Linked DNA regions of Homo sapiens: region 2 is linked to region 1. A link is a contact called in ENCODE Hi-C or POLR2A ChIA-PET data. All regions are on one chromosome and are shown on one strand. The core of a region is the stretch at or near the end of the contact, and the rest is flanking DNA. Distances in the headings are between cores, read along the strand shown.

What was found. Hi-C counts contacts between places; a loop is a spot of excess contacts on that map. ChIA-PET counts read pairs that join two places held with the same protein, here RNA polymerase II (POLR2A). Pooled maps may share reads with other maps.
Region 2: a pooled map shows a loop between it and region 1 (2.2-fold over the local background). The contact joins two enhancer-like sites. A Hi-C loop is called at or near these places in 1 of 50 pooled maps. POLR2A ChIA-PET finds 5 or more read pairs at or near these places in 4 of 52 experiments (Caco-2, WTC11, activated CD4-positive, alpha-beta T cell and 1 more).

Annotation. Positions count from the first base shown.
Region 1 is chr9:76,518,280-76,520,862 of GRCh38, reverse strand. No RefSeq gene overlaps it. Among named protein-coding and RNA genes, the nearest start is that of GCNT1, 60 kb to the right of the region's middle. Within about 2 kb of position 1,287, at least 2 of the 41 ENCODE cell types and tissues checked have a DNase peak (open chromatin) inside an H3K27ac peak, as active enhancers do.
Region 2 is chr9:76,604,199-76,606,781 of GRCh38, reverse strand. LOC105376095 (a long non-coding RNA gene) reads right to left here. Exons shown (of 12, transcript XR_007061586.1): 2 at 791-932. Among named protein-coding and RNA genes, the nearest start is that of GCNT1, 150 kb to the right of the region's middle. Within about 2 kb of position 1,306, at least 2 of the 41 ENCODE cell types and tissues checked have a DNase peak (open chromatin) inside an H3K27ac peak, as active enhancers do.

The DNA.
Region 1 (2,583 bases), core at 38-2,537:
CCTGTCTCAATTAAATATATGTGTACATGTATATATCTTTTTTAAAAAAGAATTAATCATACCTGGTTCACCCTCATAGATTTTAAAACATAAGGTAGAGCCCAGACATCTGTTTTTACCAACCCTTTTATTTGATTTTGAAGCAGTCTAGTATTTGAAAATTATTTGTAATACACTGTATCTAGTTTCCTTATATTTCCAAAAGCCTGTCATATAGTCCATAGGTATCATTGTCCTTTTTTTTTTTTTTTTGAGACGGAGTCTCACTCTGTCACCCAGGCTGGAGTGCAGTGGCATGATCTCGGCTCACTGCAACCTCCGCCTCCCAGGCTCAAGCAATTCTCCTGCCTCAGCCTCCTGAGTAGCTGGGATTACAGGCACGCACCACCACAACAGGCTAATTTTTGTATTTTTAGTAGAGATGGGGTTTCACCATGTTGGTCAGGCTGGTGTCGAACTCCTGACCTCATGATCTGCCTGCCTCAGCCTCCCAAAGTGCTGGGATTACAGGTGTGAGCCACCATGCCCAGCCAACATTATTGCTTTTTTTTCCTGAGTTATCTGATGGGGGACTCCTTGGCCTGCCTCACACAAGGATTCTTTTTAACCCCCTGTGATTGAGTAGAAAGGAAGTAGGCTGGGTGACATTTTTTCTTTTTAACACTGGTTGATTCCTAAGAGAAATCACATCTGCTTTTTGAGACATCCTACATTCACCCATCCATCTTTTCACTCATCAGATTTAAGTCCCATACGAGCAGCAATCATGAATATTTGGTTCACCAAGGTAAACCTGTACCTAGTCAGTAACTTTCACATAGTAAACACTCTGCCCAATATAAGACAGGCACTGCGATGGAAACGAAATTATTCCTATAAATCAGGGGTTCTCAAGCAGGGACGATTTTACCTTCCAAGAGACATCTCACAATGTCTGGAGGCATCTTTATCACAAGATGATGCCTTGGGGTTGGGTTGGGGTTGCCACTGGCATCTAACAGGTAGAGACCAGGGCTGCTGCCAAACATTCATAATGCACAGGACAGCCTCCACCCCCACAACAAAGAATTATCTAGCCCAAAATGTCAATAGTGCCCAGGTAGAGGGAAACATTCTTAAATGGCTATAAAAATTAGAGTAGGCAATTTCTCATCGTCTGACATTGCACTCCAGGGCAGATTCAACTGTTAAGTGACACAGCAGTACTGAATCATGTCTGTCCCCACAGCCCACCTACCACGCAAAGTTATGAGGAAAGATTCCTGGGGAAGGCTTTCCTCTCTCTTGTCCCACTGGTTTATTGTTGCCCTCCTAAGTCAAAAATGCATACTATTTTTTTTCAAGCTTTTGCACTCATACTCTTCCCTGTTTTCACTCTCCATCCCTATTTCCTTGTTTGCACTTCATGCGAAGTGGAGTCCAGCTTCCTAGGAAACAGGTGTACCCTGACCTCCCTCATGCAGTTTCTAGAAATGGCTTGGGAAAGAATGCAGCTGGAGACCCACAAAAGTGCACTGTCTCCGGCTCCTCGTTCTTTCTTCTCTTCTCCTGGTGAACAGAAGGAACTTCGACCTGCCTGAGCCCGCAGCTCTGTAACCACACATGAGGGATCAGTCCACCCACCCTGTTATTTCAGTTGCATGCTTAGGCAGTGAGGAAAGGACATTAGATTCCTAAAGATCAAATTTCCTGAACAGAAATATTTGTGGGCAGGAAAAAAACCTGACAGGACACTTTAATTCAGGTGCGGTGTTTAGTTTTCAGTAAGGTTTTATTTCACAGGGAGAATAAAGACAAGCTGAATTCAGCCAAATTATAAAAGGTTATCAGTAAGTCCGTATTTTCCCCCTCGATTGTTTATGGTTTCTATTTGAGGAAAAAATATCTAAAATTATTTTTTTCCCTTAAGAGTGGTTAATCAAAATTAAGCAAATTAATTGACTTTATCGATTTATTAGGTTGGTGCAAAAGTAATTGTGGGTTTTGCCATTAAAAGTAGCAGCAATGGCTGGGCGCGGTGGCTCACGCCTGTAATCCCAGCACATTGAGAGGCTGAGGTGGGCAGATCACCTGAGGTAAGGAGTTCAAGACCAGCCTGGCCAACACGGTGAAACCCCATCTATACTAAAGACACAAAAATTACCCAGGCGTTGTGGCGCATGCCTGAGGCAGGAGAACCACTTGAACCCAGGAGACAGGGGTTGCAGTGAGCTGAGATGGCGCCACTGCACTCCAGCCTGGGTGACAGAGCAAGACTCCATCTCAATAAATAAATAAAAGTGGGGAGGTAATTGGGGATATTTCTATTATCCCCCAATATTAATTGGGGACAGGAAAGGTAGAGGGTATATGGGAATATGGAAATTCTCTGTACTTTTCACTTAATTTTGCTGTGAACTTAAAACTGCTCTAAAAAATAAAGTTGATTTAAAAAAAAATCACACATATGTGCACAAGTAAGTTCAATGGCCTATTTTAGATGATGGTGATTAATTCTGTCTAGGATACTGTGGAAGCCAGAGAAAAGAGTGGACATTTATGTAAGGCCGTGGGGGACACAGATGGTCAGAAAAGATCTCATAG
Region 2 (2,583 bases), core at 57-2,556, 86 kb before region 1:
GTTGTAAAAATTTCAGACAAAGATGTATGTAAAGGAAAGTCTCCTTGTATCATTCATTTATTGTTGTGTTACAAATAACCCCAAAACTGAGTGGCTTAAAACAGTACCATTCATTTATTTTGCTCACTAATCTACAATTTGGGCAGGAATCAGAAGGAACAGCTCATCTCAATTCCAGATAGCATCTGCCAGGGCAGCTTGGCTGGGGGCTGGAGGAACCACTTTCAAGAAGTCTGGCTAACCTGGATGGCAAGTTGTTTAAAATGTTAGCTAAATTTAAAGCTATGATATCCCTGAAGATACTGAGAGGAAGATAGCTTCCTCTCAATTGTTGAAATACAATTTTCAAAAAGTTAAAAACTTAGCCAGGCATGGTGGAGCCCCCTGTAATTCTAGCTACTTGGGAGGCTGAGGCAGGAGGATCGCTTGAGGCGCAGGAGGTCAGGGTTGCAGTGAGCTGTGATCATGCCACTTCACCGTAGCCTGAGCAACAAAGTGAGACCTTGTCTCAGAAAAAAGAAAGTTAAAAACATGACTTTCACACAAAGTGAACAGATGTTAAAGATTTGTTTAACTCATTAATTAATTATGTTAAATAAGATGTTAAGACTGGTCAAAAGAACAGAAAACAGGAGACGTAACATCAGGAATGTTCAAATGAATTACCTAATAGATGAAAATTTGAGTACTATCCAATCGAGCAATAAAATGTCATCTTTGGAGTTATCATTTCTACCAGTGGAAATCAACTATACCTCTACTCAACAATACTCAATCCTGGAGAGATTACCTCCATTCTTCAGTCTCTGTCCATGTACAGATGAAGTTGTCCCCATAGAAAGTCCTATTGTCCCAGATGGGTATGTAAGTCAGGCCTGGTCCAAAAAAGCATCCCATTCTCCCAGTGACAGACTCAGAGATGGATATGTGACCTGAAAGACACAATACGATTTGGCAGGGACTTTTGTGAGAGCCACCACATCTTTAGGGGCACTTGAATCTGGAAAGTTTTAGGTCTGAACTTGCTGGGATGCATCCTGCTACCACAAGAAGCCTGAAAATGAGGAAGCATACAATAGAGATGAACGGGGGGGAAACAGCATCCTGAAGGCTTTAACTGAGCCCCTGAATCAACGGTGCAGCCTGATTGCAGTCTTAACTCCAGACTTGTCTATTATATTAGTCAATATATTTCCTTCCTTCTCGTTTGCTAGTTTAAGCCAGGTAAGGTGATTCCAAATGACCCCTCACAATACAGGGGGTTCTCCAGCCCTGGTTTCTTCTTCTGTGTTAGCTCATTAAACATATATTCACTTCTCTGGGTTGCAGTTCCTCTTTCTGTAAAAAGAATAAGCGATACCTACTACAAAGAGTGATAAAGATGAAGTAAGTGATAAATATAAGTATAATATACCTTCATAATACCATGATAAAAGAGATGTCTATGTGATGCTTAATTTTTCTAAATTAGATTATATCTGGTTCTAACCTCCTGCTATGGTCTGCATGTTGGTGTTCCCCTAGAATTCATGTGTTAGAACCTAAGACCCAGTGTGATGGTATTAAGAGTGAGTCTTTTAGGGATGATTAAATCATTAGGACTCCATCCTCATGGCTGTGGTTAAACTCTTATAAAAATGCTAAAGGGGGCCGGGTGCGATGGCTTATGCCTGTAATCCCAGCACAGCGCTTTGGGAGACCAAGGCAGGAGGAATACTTGAGCCCAGGAGTCCAAGACCAGCCTGGGCAACACAGAGGGACCCTGTCTCTTTTTAATTTTTTTTTTTAAGTGCTGGAGGGGCCAAACACGGTGGCTCATGCCTGTAATCCCAGCATTTTGGGAGGTCAAAGCAGGAAAAGTGCTTGAGGCCAGGGGTTTGAGACCAGCCTGGACAAAATAGGGAGATGTTGTCTCTATAAAAAATTTTATAAATTTTATAAACTAGCCAGATGTAGTGGCTCATGCCTGCAGTCCCAGCAACTCAGGAGGCTAAGATGGGAGGATTGCTTGAGCCTGGGAGGTTGAGGCTGCAGTGAGTTGTGATCGTGCCACTGCAGTCCAGCCTGGGCAACAGAGTGAGACCCTCTCTAAAAACAATAAATAAATAAATAAAGTGCTGGAGAAAGCTAGCTGGGCTATTTTGCTCTTCTGCCTTGTGCCATGTGAGGACACAACAAGAAGGCCCTCACCAGTCACTGAATGTCAGTACCTTAATCTTGGACTTTCCAGCCTCTCAAACTATGAGAAATAAATTTCTATTCTTTGTAAATTATCCACTGTAGTAATTTTTTTCTAGCAGCACAAAAAGACTAAGATATCCCCATTTACTAGGATGAGAAGACTCCCAATATCAGTCACTATGTGGGCTCTTTTACTCTTTAGTGGTGAAATCTGTCACAAATTGCCTAGAAAATGTTGTTTGATCTTTGGCACATGTTTGCTATGGGGATGTTCATTGTCCAAGACCCTGTGGTCCATTCAAAGGCAGGTGGCTCTGCAGGCTTTTTGACCTTTAGGGTATCTGGTAAGTTCTATGTAGTTACTGAGACCATGGTGTTTGATGTTCATTGCCCCCAGCAAAC